Linked DNA regions of Homo sapiens: region 1 is linked to region 2. The links are chromatin loops, found by intact Hi-C in ENCODE. Cell type or tissue: left ventricle myocardium inferior. All regions are shown on one strand. Each heading gives the region's core, and the rest is flanking DNA. Links, peaks and the distances in the headings are about the cores only. Region 1 has its middle 44 kb from the start of OTOGL. Region 2 overlaps OTOGL (otogelin like).

Region 1 (8,502 bases), core at 363-8,362, 62 kb before region 2:
CATTCAGCATGTTTTCATGTATATGTTGGCCATTTGTATATCTTTTGAGAAATGTCTATTCATGTTCTTTGCTCATTTTTCAAGGGGATTATTTGTTTTTGTTTCTATTTTTTGCTTTTGGGTTGAGTTCCTTGTTTAATCTAGATACTAGCATCTTGTGAGATGAGTAGTTTGGGAATATTTTCTGTCATTCAATAGGTGGCCTCGTTACTCTGTTAATTGTTCACTTTTGCCCTGCAGGAGCTTTTTAGTTTAATACAGTCCCATTTGCCTGTTATTGGTTTTGTTGCCTGTGCTTTTGAGGTTATTACCCATAAAATCTTTGCCTAGATTAAAGTCCTGGAGTGTTTACCCTATGTCTTCTTCTAGTAGTTTTATAGTTTTTATAGTTCTCTTTAAAAAAATCTGGGATAATTTCTGACTCCCCTCTTTCTTTCACACTATCCTTCTGATCCAACAACAATCCTCTTGTCTCTGTCTTCAACATAACTTCAGACCATAACAACGTTTCCCCACCTCCACTGCTTCCCTCCTGGTCCAAGCCCTCATCATCTCTGGTCTGGATTGCTTAAATAGGCTTTTAATTTGTCTCCTTGCCTCTTTCCGTGCTCCTTGTCCTTCACTCCAGTCCTTTCTCACCAAGGCTGTCCTAGTTATCTTTTTAATACATTAGTTATATTATGTTTCTCTTCACCTCTAACCCCCACAGTGGTCTCTCATCTCACTGGGAATAAAAAGTCACAAACATGGAAATGGCTTTGAAGGTTCTATGTGATCTGGCCTTCTGCTCCAATTCTAACTTTTGCTCCTACCACTCTTCTTACTCACTCCTCTCATCACACTCATCTCCTTGCTATTCCTTGAGCCTACCCTGCATGTCTCTACCTTAAAGCCTTTGAACTTCCTGTGCCATCTGCCTGGGACACTTGTCTCCCATGTCATTATAACTGGCTCCCTTAAATATCACATTCTCACTAGGTCTTCTCTAGCTCTCTTTATAAAACAGCATCCTTCCTTCCCTCTTTGATGTTTTTCTTCCCCTTTACCTTAGCTTATTTTCTCTTCCTAGCAGTTCCACCCTCAGACATTATGTATTCACTTGTTTATTTGTGATCTGTTTCCCACACTGGCCCCTCTCCCTCAACTAAAGTGTAAACTCAATAGGATAGGGACTTCGTTTTGTGCACTCATTTTTCTCCAGCACCCAGAACACTGCCCAGCATTTAGTAGCTGCTCAAGAAATAGTTGTTGAATACATGATTGAGTAGATGAATGAAAAGTTATGATTAAGGTATTATCCTACAAGTTGGGTAAGCGATATCTAGAAAATCTGTAGAGTTGTTCTAGGGCTCCTGATCTATATTTGGAAATCGTGGTCCTTGTTTCAAGGCAGTGTCTTTTTTCTCCCACTTTCTCAGGTCCAATGAGTCCCAGTAAGCCACAGTTCCTAACAGCAAGTGAACTGTTTTTTAAACTGCCTACGTGTTTTTGGAAGTCCCAACCCAGCTGCAGCTTCAGGCAGAGTGCCCAGTTCTGGCCAGTCATCTCTCTGAGCCTTGCTCACTGCGTTGGCTTTCTGTTCTTTTTCTGGTCCATGGAGATGTTTATCTTGATTTTGTACCCAGCTAATGTCATAATGCTTTTATCTTTTTATATATTTCCAATCATGGCTGAATGTTTAGAACAGAGGGGTGTGGTAATTTACGAACTCACTAAACCATCTTGATTAGAAGTCCCCACACATTTCCAAATAATGTTTGAAATGTGGCCAAATTTAAAATCCAGGAGACAGTACATAAAAATTCAGATTTACTGTTTATCTTGAAAATTTGTATATTTGGCAACACTAAGCCAGCATTTCTGTATGTGACAACTGACTGGAGGTGAGTACTTGCTAAGACGCTTCAATGGGTCATGCAGTCTACAAGCTGCCAAGTCCTCCCCACTGAACATTTTGTTAAATTTGACAGAAATGACTTCACTCCTTTGCTTTATCTGCCTAACCCTTGTAGGTATTTTAATTTGTGATCCCTATTTTGAGAACGGTCTGAGCAAAAGCATCAGGTAATTTATTAAGAGGTTAGAAAATGAAAACACCAAAACCGAAAACAAAGCCCTTATTTTGAATAATATATGGGGATGGAGGAGAGAGAGAGAGAGAAAGAGCATATTTTATACTTTTTCTCTCTTTAGTGCAAGTTTTTAATTCTAGCTCCGTAGTCACAAAGTTTCCAAACCTGCCAAACTGCAACTTTTCCCTTTTAGGTGAGACATACCATTAAGGACTTTTCCCCCCATGAAAATGGCATATAAAACTTTCTATCAGTGAGTGCCCTGGAATCCAGTGATGCCATTACACAACTGAGAATATAATGTGTCTACTCTTCTGTCAAGGTAAGATTTCTCTAATTTATCAAGAAAGAACTAACTCATTTGATACCGACAAGCTTTTCTTCTGAAATTGAACTGAGTAGTTAAGAGAATCAGATTTTTTTACTCATGCAAGAATCTGTGTAATCATCTCCTCTTACCCATCTATCACAGATACTCTTCCCAGAACAACCTGTGGTCAGTTTGAGGAATTCTTACACCTCTTGAAGTCTAAATGTCTGATTTATCTGAATAGTGACTTCCATTAAAAAACGTACAGGCTTCCCAGCTACTCCGGAGGCTGAGACCGGAGAATGGAGTGAACCCGGGAGGCGGAGCTTGCAGTGAGCCGAGATCGCGCCACTGCACTCCAGCCTGGGCGACAGAGCAAGACTCCGTCTCAAAAAAAAAAAAAAAAAAAAATGTACAGGCTTTGCAAGAGTACGCATGGAATGGGCATTTGCCTAGTTTGTGTGACTTGTGGAGCATCAGGAAAACCTATTGCTCTCTATGTTTGCCTTGCTAGTGGGTCATGGTGCGGAGAGCAACCATGTTTCTTATTTATTCAGGTTAATGCAATGAAACTATTATTGAATGGCAAGTAAATCCTCATATGTTTGTGCCATTTGTCACTTCATTATAGATTTTAGATTTGAAAGGGCCATTTATACAATGCTGCTTCCTGAATACTTCGCCAGAAAACTTATTACACTATGACTTACTACTTATATATACTTATTACTTAACTGTGTCTAGGTAAGGGGGCTTATTGGTGGTCCAGAAAGTTCCATTTTTGAAGGTGTGGTTATAGCCTGTTTTTCTATTCAATTGTTATTTCTCTCCCATAAAAAGTTAGGACTTTTTCTTCAAAACAAACATTTACTATTATTTAGTTACTACATTTCCAAGAAAAATTCATTATATGGGCCGAGATTGAAAGAATATCAAACATCAGGCATGATTAACGTTTAACAGTAAAATTAGATATTATTATCTTGGTTTAATATAACCTTACTTTTTCTCCTAAATTTGAGTTGGATCAATTCACCTTGAGTTACAAATATTGTTTTCATTTATTGTTTTGTTGTTGCTTGAATATTAACACCAATGATTTGTTTCACTCAGAATTTCGTCTCTTTTCAAAAGAGAAAATCTTTGGCTGCTTACTTGGGAAATGGAAGTCAAGTTACAATTTCTTGAGAAGGTTTGGTTCATAGTAAGTGACAGAAAAATGGATTTTTTGTGGGCCCATGTATATCACCTTACCCAGAGGTGAGATAATTCCTTCTGAGCCATCTAGATTTGAGTTTTTCTTAAGTCAGAGCAGGGTCTTTCTTTCTAGAAGTTCCAACAGTTTTCACTGCTCCTCCTTACTGTTCACATATGCCTAAAACTCAAAATGCTCATTTTGTTTTAATCACCTTACGGATTGGCCTACCCTCCCTGTTGGGCTCCTGAGATGTGTTGGAAGTTCATCTTAAAATCCTAATTTCAGTTGAATTATTCTTAAAAATGAGTCTACCCTTTTTTGAGTCCGTAGTAACAGGGTAAATTATTGCTATCACTATTACTGAACTACAATCTAGCTGACGAGGACCAGCAAGGCCTTACCTTTAGTTAGATTTGTTTAGGGAAGCAAGACAGAGGGTCACTCAGGTAACTTTGTTTGTGGATACAGTTCGTAAAGAAGTGACTGGAGGAGCAGCATCAGAGGGAGGCTTCCTCGTAGCTGTGGAAAGTGTCCTTCATGGAACCCCATTCATCGTTTGTTCTGAGTTCAGTTGCTACCACTCTAGTAATGTAATAGCAGTTTTGATTCTCTCTCTCTCAAATTAAAAACTACTTTTGATCATATTGAAGTTCTAATGCCTATCAGCATTACCTTGGAAACTGTTAAAAATGCAGAATCTCAGGCTCACCTGCAGACCTGAATCATATTCTGCATATTGACATGATCCCCAAATCTTGAAAAGTATTGCTTTCATATGCTGGCCTCTTTATTTTCCCCAAGTCCATCAGCTCTCATCTTTTTATCTCTGTTGATCTTTTCGTTATTATTATTTAGTTTAGATTCCACAGTCCATTATTTGCATAACACTCTCACCAATATTCTCAACTCCCTAGTCCTGTTGTCTTAAATTTTTTTTTATCTTTGTCTGACAAATGTCCAAACCTGGATGAATGCATCTGTATTCCTTCTCTATGCCTACACTCGAACAGCCTGGCACTGCCACAGATAGTCTCCCAACAGTGGAGCAGATACAGGCAGATTGGTGCCGACACATGGGGCCTGTTCAGCCTGCCAGTTCTTCCATGTGTCTCTGGTAAATTCTCTTCCTCTGTCTACAACAATTGTTTTAAACATTCTACATTCTATTCAAACCTCGAATATTCTTAACTCCTCCTCATTTGCAGCAGATGACTTCACCTCCTACTTCCCGAAGAAAATAGAAGGCATCAGATGGGAACTCCCTCAGCTTCCTGCTAGCAAATCCATACAGTTCCATCTGGACTCATGTTCTTCTCTTTTCCTCCTATTTTAGTCTAGGGAGTATCCTTCTCATTTAAGCCCAATCCCTCCACCTGTGCTTTGGAAACTGTCTGCTCATGCCTTCTCACTTCATTATCAACCTTACACTATCAGTTTCTTCTCCCTCCCTGCCCCCATTTCTATTTATTCGACATACCCTTCTCAACTGGATTATTTCCAATTACATTTAAATCTTCTCATGCCTCTTCCATCTTAAAAAACAACCTTCCTTGTCTCCCAATTTCTATGTTTCTATCTTTCAACTCCTTTCTATCTTTCCCATTTCTTTCAATCTAAATTTTCTAAAGATGTCTCATTGTTTGGTGAGTCCATTTTCTCACTTCAAACTCCCTCCTCAATCCTCTTTAATTTGGCAGTTGTTCCTGGCACTGCACCAAAACAACTTTGGCTAAGGTCACCAATGACCTCCATGATTTAAGTCCAATGGACATTTTCCAGTATTTTTTTTTCTAATCTCCCAGCACTCTTTGTTTTGTTGAGATGTGTTTATTTTGGCTCCAAAACACCATGCTATCCAGGTTTTCCTTCTTACTTTCTAGCATTTCCTTCTCTTTTACTTTGCAGATGGCTGGTCTGTAAGCTTCTTCCTCTTTCCATTTTATGCTCTGTTATAGGTTAGCTTCTCTAGGTAAAATATTGTTGACATAGAGTTTAGGGTGCAAGATGGTTGTTATGAATCAATACCTGCCAAAGGAAAGCATAGAGATGAGAAAGGAGTTGAAATTTGATGCAAGTCTAGCAAAACTTTGGCCATTGGGGGACATTCTGGATCATAGGTTCATCCCACATTTGACTGAAGTGGCCAGGCCTTCATATTCCTGCCATGTTCATTCATTAGATGTGGTGTCCCCGGAAAAGAAATGAGGTCCTGTGTGGAGTTTTCCCAGCTAAGGTATATCCTGAAAGAGCTAAGAGCTGGAAGCTGGAGGCTGTCTGCTGATTTCATTCTCCATCAATCTGGGCATCAAATCCTTTGGTGGAGGTAGAGCTGAGTGGTGCACCTCTGGATTTATTACATATTCTCTCTTCTAGATAGTATTTTTGATATCCATGGCTCAATTTTCATCAATTGACTAATGATTCCCAAATTTATACCTCCAGACCAGACCTGTGAGTTCCTGACCCTTACACTCAACTGCCTATTGAATATTTTTTCTTGGGTTTCTCAAAAAGATCTCAAGTTTATCATCTCTAAACCTCATCAATCAACAAATCTTGTCAAATTTATATCCTAAATATCTGTGAATCCATTCACTTCTCTCCTTCACTACTGCTACGATTCTAGCCCATACTACCATTTTCTCTAGCTGGACTCCTATAAGTCATTCTATTTGATTTTCCCATATCCACTCCTCCTTTCATCCATTTATTATATTGAAGCAAGCAATATTTTCAAATGCAACTTTAAGTATGTTAATTCCTCTCTATGCACCACTCCCATCACTTTAGGGACTTCCCATTGCTGTTTTAAATAGAAGCCAAAATTATGAAGCGAGCCTTCAAAGGGCTCCTATGGTTTGGCTTCTACCTATGTCTCCGGCCTACCTTTACTCTACTCTACTTTTTTCCTCAATTCGTACATCCAGTGACATTGATTTTTTTTCTTAGTTTTCCTAATGGACTCACAGAGAGTCTCACAGCGCTGTTTTCTCTACTAGAAATATTCTTCTTTCATTCTTCAGCTGATTAGCTATTACTTCTCCTCCAGTTCTCAGCTCAAGCCTCATTTTTTCAGATAAGCTTTCCTTAAGTCTCTCATGTAGGTGAGGCTCTTATAGCCTTCTGTTCTATTTCTTCATAGCACATAGGTTAGAATGTAAATGTATTCCCATTTATGTGATTATTTGACTAATGTTTGACTCCCCTACTAGTAATCTCCAAGAGTATAGGACACCACTGTCACTTTGCAATGTTTCCAGAACTTGGCACATTGCCTTACCCAGAGTAGGCCCTTAATACAGTACATGTTTGTTGAATGAATGAAAATCTCCTAGCCAAAGTAACGGATAAAGTTGTTAGCCACCAGCCAATATGCTTTTCTTGGTGCTAAACTTTTGTTCTAGGCTACTTAAGAGGCTCTTGGTTCAGCCTATTGGTTGCTTCTGGGGAAGAGATTGTTTAAAGTCTGGGTAGTCTGATTCCATGCACTAACCTCAGTCAATCTTGTTCTAGGAGCTACATCTGGTTGCTTTCTCAGAAGGTGCCTATTGCCATAATAGACCTTGGAGAACAAGAGGCTATTCTCCACTTCAGCCCTCTCGTTTATTTACATTAGAGATTAAATAACATTCAATTTGAATCTTTGGTAGATCTAAGAAAAATAAAACCTACTCACACTGTGCTTCTCTGATTATTATGTTTAATGCCATTATAAGCACAATCCTTAGTAAGCAAGCCCTATCAAATGTGCTGTTAACGCTAATTGAGTAGCGTTGTAGGAAAGTTACCTTAGGAATGTTCACTGCAGCTAACTGGTGTTGCACAAAATCTAAATACTTTGCTCATATAAGCTCATGAATACTAATGGCTTTGCTTGATTGGAAAATTCTCAAAGTGATTTGCCAACACACAGAAAGTTCACCAATACTAGCCAGGTCTGAGGCTGCAGCTGGGGGCAGCTGTTTAATGCAGCACAATTAAGCCTTTCAACATGCAAATGCAAAGGAACACCTTATTCAACTGGAGCTTCAGGGGAAATTTAGAAAGGCATATGCAATTATGCAAATTGGACAGTTTCCAAAGAAAGAGTTGGCCAACATCTTTAATTTAGCAAAGAGGGTCATTATCAATTTTTATATATAAATCTCCATCTGTCCTTGGAGAGATAATGAGTCCCCTAGGATACAAAGTGAAGAGATGTTTTTCATGGAGAATCGGTAATACAGAAACAATAATATTGATGCCAAGATACATATAGCATCTGCTATCAAATAGACAGCTATACCGCACATAATTAAGCAGTGCTAAGCAGTGGCCAAGGTCTAGAATTTTCATTATGCATGAATTTTTATTTTTGTGTTGTGAATAGCTCCCTGGCAAAAGTGGATAGAAGATAAACATCACTTGGCATGTTGTCTCCCAAAAAATGGCTTGGAAAAAAATCCAGTCAAACATCTACAAACAGCCAATGTTTAGAAAATAAATGTTAATAAGTATATAGTTATAATTTTTCTTATTGTCAAAGTGGAAACCTGAATTCAGCTTTCAGTGAAAAAATTATTGTAGTTTCTCTTATATTTTTGTTTCTTGGGAAGCAAAGGGAGCAACTAAAAAGAGTTTCTTTTTTATGTCAAGAATAAATCGATTCGTTCAATATATAATCATTTTATTGGGCACCCACAATGTGCAAGGCAATGTATTGGGTGTTAGGGCTACAACAGTGAGCAAAACTTAGACACAGTCCCTGCCTTGGCATTTATAATGCAGTGAGTATGACAGGCTATAATCAAGTAATCACACAAACAACTGTAAAGCCACAGCAGTGGCAAGGCATATCAAGGAGAAGTACTTAGTACAGTGCTATGAAGATAAAAAATTAATCTAATGGTTAGTTTGATGTGGTCAGACAGGTCAGGGAGAGC
Region 2 (8,502 bases), core at 135-8,134:
TTAAGAACGTTGCATATTAGCCCCTACACTTTTCTGGCTTGTAGGGTTTCTGCCAAGAGATCTGCATTAGTCTGATGGGCTTCCCTTTGTGGGTAACCTGACCTTTCTCTCTGGCTGCCCTTAACGTTTTTTTCCACCATTTCAACCTTGGTGAATCTGACAATTATGTGTCCTGGGGTTGCTCTTCTCGAGGAGTGTCTTTGTGGTGTTCTCTGTATTTCCTGAATTTGAGTGTTGGCTGGTATTGCTAGGTTGGGGAAGTTCTCCTGGATAATATCCTGAAGTGTGTTTTTTCAACTTGGTTCCATTCTCCCCATCACTTTCATGTATACCAATCAAATGTAGGTTTGGTCTTTTCACGTAGTCCCATATTTGTTGGAGGCTTTGTTTGTTCCTTTTCATTTTTTTTTCTCTAATCTTGTCTTTACACTTTATTTCATTAAGTTGATCTTCAATCTCTTATATCCTTTCTTCTGCTTGATCAATTCAGCTATTGATACTTGTGTATACTTCATGAAGTTCTTGTGCTGTGTTTTTCAGCTCCATCAGGTCATTTATGTTCTTCTCTAAAGTTAGTAATTCCTCTAACCTTTTATCAAGGTTCTTAGCTTCCTTGCATTGGGTTAGAACATGCAAGCTCAGAGAAGTTTATGACCCACCTTCTGAAGGCTACTTCTGTCAATTCGTCAAACTCATTCTCTGTCCAGTTTTGTTCCCTTGATGGTGAGGAGTTGTTATCCTTTGGAGAAGAGGCATTCTGGTTTTTGTAATTTTCAGCCTTTTTGCCCTGGTTTTTCCTCATCTTCGTGGTTTTATCTACCTTTGGTCTTTGCTCTTGGTGAACTTTGGATGGAGTTTTTGTGTGGTCTTCCTTTTTGTTGATGTTGATGCTATTGCTTTCTCTTTGTAATTTTTCCTTCTAACAGTCAGGTCCCTCTTCTGCAGGTCTGCTGGAGTTTGCTGGAGGTCCACACCAGACCCTGTTTGCCTGGGTATCACCCGCTGAGGCTGCATAACAGCAAAGATTGCTCTCTCCTCTTTCCTCTGCTTCCTCTGGAGCAGAGGAAGTGTCTGGGAAGTGTCTCCCCATCAGTAGGCATGGGGGTCAGGGACCCACTTAAGGAGGCAGTCTGTCCCTTAGCAGAGCTCAAGCACTGTGCTGGGAAATCCATTGCTCTCTCCAGAGCCAGCAGTCAAGAACATTTAAGTCTGCTGAAGCTGTTCCTACAGCCGTTGCTTCCCCCCAGGTGCTCTGTCCCAGGGAGATGGGAGTTTTATGTATAAACCCCTGACTGGGGCTGCTGCCTTTCTTTTTCAGAGATGCCCTTCCCAGAGAAAAGGAATCTAGAGAGGCAATCTATCTACCGGGCCTTTGCTGAGCAGTGGTGGGCTCTGCCCAGTTTGAACTTCCTGGTGGCTTTGTTTACACTGTGAGGGGAAAACTGCCTACTCAAGCCTCAGTAATGGTGGACACCCCTCCCCCCACCAAGCTTCAGTGTCCCAAGTTGACTTCAGACTGCTGTGCTGGCAGCGAGAATTTCAAGCCAGTGGATCTTAGCTTCCTGGGCTCTGTGGGACTGGGATTTGACGAGAAGACCACTTGGTTCCCTGGCTTCTGCCCCCTTTCCAGGGGAGTGAATGGTTCTGTCTTGCTGGCATTACAGGTGCCACTGGGATGTGCAAAGAAACTCCTGCAGCTAGCTCGGTATCTGCCCAAATGGCCGCCCAGTTTTGTGCTTGAAACCCAAGGCCTTGGTGGTGTAGGCACCTGAGGGAATCTCCTGGTCTGTGGGTTACGAAGACTGTGGGAGAGGTGTAGTATCTGGGCCGGATAGCACCATCCCTCATGGCACAGTCCCTCACAGTTTCCCTTGGATAGGGGAGAGAGTTCCCCGACCCCTTGTACTTCCCAGGTGAGGTCGTGCCCCATCCTGCTTCTGCTTGCCCTCTGTGGGCTGCATCCACTGTCTAACAAGTCCCAGTGAGATGAACTGGGTACCTCAGTTGGAAATGCAGAAATCACCTGCCTTCTACATTGGTATCCCTGGGAACTGCATATAGGAGCTGTTCCTATTTAGCCATCTTGCCCCAGTCATCCACTGCATTAATCTTAATGACCAATGATGCTTATACAATTTACAACCAACCTTTGTTGAGGCTTTAATCACTCTCTTAGTCTAGGTCCCCCAGAAAACAAAAAGTGAGGCAAAAGCTTAGATGAAATTTTTTATTAGGGAATGCAATCCCAGGAAAGCTGGTGTGGGTAAAAGGAGAATGAGACGAGGAAGAAAGGAAAGCCAAATGAGGATATATTCTGAGTGAATCTTTTACCACCTGGTATCAAATGCAACTGATTACTCACTCTTAATCCTCTCCTTCCAAGAGAACATATTAAACTACCACATCTCTGGATGGCCCATCTTGGGAAAAAGAATTTATCAATGAACTCTCATCTGTCATTGCTCAAATAATTCCATAAAGTGTGTCAGCTTCCCTGAACTTTGGTTTTGTTTTCCTTGTGCTTCTGTACACTGTGAGCAAGTGAGGTGGGGCTCTATGCTCCAGTGGCAACAGGAAAGCCATAGGACAGGAGATGCAAGGTGATCCATTGGCATGAAGTCTGTGCTGTTGGGAAAGCCTACTGGAGCCCATATGGAGTTGGTCATCAAAGTGAAGATTCAACTGTCTCAATTGGATAATGGCTCAAGAGACAAATGGGGCCTGGAGTATCAGGGGTGTCATGTAAGTTATATCTGACATAATCACTTTTACCTTTGAATCTTAGTTACCATGTTAACTACCATCTATAAAATAGAGGCGATAAGCTATCTCTGGGTGACTTAAAAAAATATATATATATAAAATGGAACTCATCGTGTTCTTTAAAACAAGACTTTTTTTATTAATGTCATTAATTATTTTTCCATTAATGGCAGTAATTATTCAATTCATTTAAGTTAGAGACCTTGTAGTAAACTTTGACTCCTATTTCTTACTCTGCAATCACAGTCAGAAGCCTAGACATGTAGAACCTAGCTCCACAATGCCCCTTGAATCTTCTAACTCATTTCTTTCCCATTACCATCACGTTAACTCAGGCTTTGAGTACATTTTGCCTGAAATAGCCACCTGATGTTTTCCGTACCTCCTGCCTCTCCTTTCTCTTGCCAGAATAATCTCCTTAAAGCATCTGATCCTATTTTTTCTTCTTCAAAACATCATTCACTTCCAAGAGTCCATTAAATTAAATCCAACCTTCATTATGTACGACCTAGAAGAATCCTCAAATCAATTAAACCTGCCTTTTCTACCTAGTTCTGTTTTGTTAGCATCCGTATACCTAATTGCAGCCAAACTGGATTTCACAGGTTTCCTTGGATACAAGCTTTGCTTTCTTAACTTTATTTCTTGTTCATATTTTCCTGCAATCTTAAAATGCCCTTCCTGCTACTGCTTTTTTCTTCTTCAAAAGCACATCTTAAAATGCCCTTCCTGCACATGCTTCCTTATCAAAAACACATATTCTCCTTTCTTCAAAGCACATCTTTAAAACTATCTCCTTCAGGAAGCCTGGACTGTCCCATCACGCCTGTTGTCTCATCACTGCCAGTGATGAGTCTCTTGCCTGGGTGTCTTCACTTCTAATGTAGACTATTTTTTACCTTCCCTTAAAGAGGTGGGGGATCATGCAGCTTCTCTATTCTCAGAACTATAGGAACACCCCAAGTCACTGTCTAATTTAGGAGATTGGCCCAAGGCAGGGAAGAGGTGAGTTTGGCAGCCTCTGATGAGGGAAATTGGAGGAAATTATGCTGCCAAGATAACCATGTTTTGTGCTCCTAGATTGAGCTCTTTGATCATACAAATCTATGGAAAGGTCTTTCTCTGCTGCCATCGGCTGTGAAGCGTGCCTGAGATAGATGCTGGCTGATTTTGCAATGATGGGTAAACTACATTATTTGCTGATTTGGATGATCTCACAGCGCTAGGAGGGGGATAGAAGGAGTGTAACGTTTTCTTCCCAACCCCGATGGCTTAGGAAGGTGAAGTGGACCCTGACTCTCATGTGCCCAAAGTGTTTACTTGTAAATGAGCTCTAAATTCAATATACTTACAAAATGTAGTAAACAAGAGCTCAATCAGTAAATCTCTACCAGTCATTTGACATAATTATCCTCTAGAGTAATGTGAAATATGGTTTAATTGACACCATTTCAAACAGCATTTGCTTTATTTGGGTGGAGTTTTTTTCCTACTAATAACAGAGTTGGAGAAAAATGACTCTTATTGCATGTAAGCTAACATTTTGTACCAGTGAGAACATATTTTGGTAGGAAAAAGATGAAAGCTAAAAATAGTATACTGGAAAAGTCATTTTATCAAGCATATTCTGACTGAGAGAGGTCCTAAAACTCTTGTCTTAAGAAATGTTTAATCTTAGATCTGTTTTTTTTTTTTTTTGGTCATAAGAAGGAGAAGAATTGCTCTTTGATATTGATATTGGATATTAAGCAAGGTTTCTGGTTTCAAAGGAAATAGGATTTTATTTATCGAGAAGAGGCCTGCTCATAGAGAGGAAGCTGGCTAATTTTGGCCTATTTCCCTGGAATCACAATTTCCTATCTGATGGGAATTTGAGGAGCATGATTGTTTATATTCTAGAAAAGACAGTGGGAAGAAGAGAGGAAACAGCATCAAGGGGCTGACCTTTTGACCCAGCTGACAGCTACTGAATCCAAGATTTTAGAATTAGAATTGCAGGGCATTGGGAGTGCATCTTCCTAAGGCCAGTGAAATACGATTCTGAGTTCTATGAAGAATGCAAGACTCTCTCTTGACTATCTCTTGAGCCTGTTCTCTTTATCATTTCTCTTACTTCTTACTCTGTAAGCAGTCAGAAGCAGTCAATAGTTCACAGTCAGAAGGGTAAATGGCACAGCTTGTTAGCTGGTCTCCTTGCCCCTAAATTCAGCCTGGCTTCAGTTCACCCTGCAGTCTGCTGCTAGTGTTATAATTGCAATGGCAGAGATTGTCTATAATAGAGATTGTATATAATATAATCACAATGTCGGCCGTTGTGATTACAACACTAGCAGCAGACCGCAGGGTGCAATAATGTGAACCCTCTGCTTATAAACCTTTGTTGTCTTGCTGTTGTTTATAGGAAAGTGCCTAATGCCCTTAACTTGACCTTTCCCATCAGAGTTAGTGGCCCCTTCCCCCATGTACTCTGTTACTGTATTATGCTGATTTGTTGACATGGCATTCTCACACTTACCCAGTGAGTTTCATAAAGGCAGATACTATGTCTTAGTTATCTGTGTGCTTTCATCCTTTAATACAATTTTTTTGTACATGGTAGGTATTCATTAAATTCTTCAATTTTAAAATACTACATGGTAAACCAGATTATGTTCACTCTACTCATATGATGTAATTCAATTCAGGGACTACTGAATACCTTTTATGTTTCAAAAACTTTCTTAGATTCATGATTTTATGGAATTAATAATTTTTTCATCAGTTGTCTTTAGAGACTGAGGTTGATTTGTGTTTGTTTTCCTTTTAAAATAGTTTCTCTTCTCTTAGAAAGCAATAGTTCAATTCTTTTGATCTTATTAAATGAAGCTCTTTAGACTTTTTACCATTTTTTTTTTCTGGAGTAGCAGAGTTTGAATATGCTGGTTATCTTTGAGCTTGTGTCTTTAGCTTGATTATTTCACCACAACATTTGGCCAATCATAGGATGGGGTAGCTGGGGTGATAGATTTCTAATTTTCTTCTTCTTAACATCTTTTTTCAGATAATGCAAAAAGATGTGTGCCAAGTTATATCAAAGCAACTGCAAGATTTACTGACATAATGACAACAAATATCATTTAATTAGAGTTTCTAAGTATGCCAGGCACTATGCTGAATCCTAGCTGGGTTATTTTATTTAATATTCATCACATTCACCTTGTGAATGACAGCATAAAGGATTAAAAAAAAGTTACATACCTGTTGTTATATAATTAGCAAGCAGCAACACATAAAAGATTTAAACTCAACTCTGATTCTTGAGCCCAGATTTTTCCACTACTTCCAGTATTTCCTATACTTGAATAATGTGCAAACTTCTTGAAAAAAAATCCTAAGGATTCTCTCTCATTGGAGGATCTCTCCAAAAATCCAAGTATGAGAAATACTGATTTAAGAAATTAAAGTTTTAACCTATGGAAATGCCTTTCAATATGAATATTGCTACACAAGAGAAGTTTTAGATTTTTAATGCGGTAAGCTGACTTGTTAAAAGATTCCCTCGATATAAAAACACAAACTATACAAATCTCACCTCTTCATGAATTTGTCTGCAGAGTTGGGTTTATAGGCAGTGACAGAACCCAGGGACTATCTCTACCCCTGTAGTAGACACTATGGAGCATAGTCCAGATCCTGCTTTCAGAACAAAGACCCTTATTCCCCTGAGAACCAGAAGTGTCCAGTGCTGAGAGTTCACAACTGATTCCTTCCCCAAGAAATTCTTTTGGCTGAGCAAGTTTATAACCCATTCTTGGAGGCAGCATATTTCCTATGACTAGTTATTTAGGGTAGGGTGTGTGGAGGGACAAAGGCCGAGCTCCTTGCTTCAATTCAGCTCAGGTCTGAGGGGATATTCAAGCTTCAGAGAACTGTGTGAGAAGGGCTGAGGCCTCTGTTACAACTGCCTTGGAGGTCAACCTCTCCCTCTGCCCTGTCCTGCTTTCCTCACTCCTTTACAAGCATTATTGCTGAGAATACTTCATAATAAACCACCTGTTTGTGAATATCTGGCTCAGGAACAAGGAGACTCATGACAATCTCTAAAGCCACCTCAAGGAAACACTAAATAAAAACAGAACGATTTCTATGTGTATGCAGCTTAAGACAAGACTACAAAGGCTACCTTTCAAGCAGACCGTTGCCTCCTCAGCTCCTCCTTCAGATATTTTGGAGAAAAAACACAAGAACTTTTGACTCTAACACACTGCAAGTATAGACATTAAGTATCTGCAACAACTTCCTCATCCTTAGACACCATTATATAGAAGTCTCTAATCCCTCCCTAGAGCAGAGAGTCTATATAACACAAACTGGATTCATACAGTTTAGACAAAATCAACCACCCCACGAAACAAAACAAAATAAAAAACCAAACCATAATAGCAGTTTTGATTATCTTGTTTGGTTTTCTAATTGGCCAAGTAAATAGAAAAATTGACACTAAAACACTTCTCTTCGTATCATGTAGATTGTCTAAAATTAAAATGTAATATTTAGGCTAACACAGCTTAACTGACATTATGAGGATGGTAGAATCATTTAAACCCATAGTGGGAGGTTCTTCGTGGGTTTATGTGGGACTACTGGCCAATCCTTTTATCCTTTAGTAATCTTAAGCAGGAACAATTTGTATTGAGTTCCAGTAATTGGAGGTGTGCCTGAGTTGCTGAGGAGTAAGAATGCAAGAAATGCACAGAGAAATGCACAGTGACACACACTTATAATTTGTACTTTATTTCAGAACATGATGTTGTAAACACGAGAAAGAGATGAGTGCAAAATCATCATATGGCCAATATAAATAATTCAAGCACCAAATCCATCTGAGGCTCAAACTGTCTCATTTGAATCATTTTTGATTAAGAAAAATACCACAAAAAATGAACAATTGCCAAATCCATCCTTTTCAAAACTTTGAGTTGTTTAACTAACTAAAAAGAAAAAAAAGTACTTGAGATCACAGTTAGAATTAATATACATATATACCTCTACCTTCTGAACTTAGTTCTAGGATAAAATTCCAATGTATAAGCAAAAAAAGAAATAAATACACTGTCACATCAAGATCAAAATAATTTTAAGTGTCCCTGTGTTTCCTTTATGCAACCATTATGACATACTGGAATAATCAATGAAAGACAAAAATAATTGTTCTTTTTCATTTAACTGTGCTATGGCAAAAAGAAAATGAGACTAGCAGTCAGGGAAGAAGTTAGGAATAAGATGCAATACAAGATACTTTGTATCATTAATTATTAGTATTATTATAGAAATGAAGAGGAAAACTCTTATCTGGTTAAGTTGTGGCAGCTGAGAAAAAATCCAGATGTAAATTCAGAAGATAATTTCTTTTCATAGTCTTTACTGACTATGTTTATAGAAGTAAATGTCAAGGTAAGCTTGGCAAGAAGCAAAAGAAATGAGGCACATTTCTCTAGTGTCATTCCCCAGATGCTGTCTTTTACCTTTCTGAGTATGCACGAGTCTGACACTGGGTTTCTGCTTCTTTATGGAAACAGTATGCAAACACTCAAATAACAGCAGGATAGTCATTTTTCATATATGCTTTGTTTTCATTTCTATGACTTGGAAAGACCAAGTTTCCAAATGCAGAAATCTATGCAGTTGCTCTGCAAGTTGAGTCCTTGCTTGCACTCTGGATTTTATTTTTATTTTTTTATTTTTATTTTTTATTTTTTC

Evidence for each region. Hi-C counts contacts between places; a loop is a spot of excess contacts. Peaks named below come from ENCODE experiments on the same cell type or tissue, not always from the same donor. Only the 100,000 strongest peaks of a DNase experiment are listed, where the experiment ranks them.
Region 1: a loop joins it to region 2, with 8 times the contacts of the local background. A loop is called at or near these places in 6 of 110 quality-filtered maps.

Annotation. Positions count from the first base shown.
Region 1 is chr12:80,051,692-80,060,193 of GRCh38, forward strand. No RefSeq gene overlaps it. Among named protein-coding and RNA genes, the nearest start is that of OTOGL, 44 kb to the right of the region's middle. In left ventricle myocardium inferior, for the core only: no CTCF peak of the experiment used is centred there; a DNase peak (open chromatin) is centred at 1,520; H3K27ac peaks cover 2,522 bases.
Region 2 is chr12:80,114,419-80,122,920 of GRCh38, forward strand. The region is part of intron 1 of OTOGL (otogelin like); the gene reads left to right. Among named protein-coding and RNA genes, the nearest start is that of OTOGL, 19 kb to the left of the region's middle. In left ventricle myocardium inferior, for the core only: no CTCF peak of the experiment used is centred there; no DNase peak of the experiment used is centred there; H3K27ac peaks cover 3,390 bases.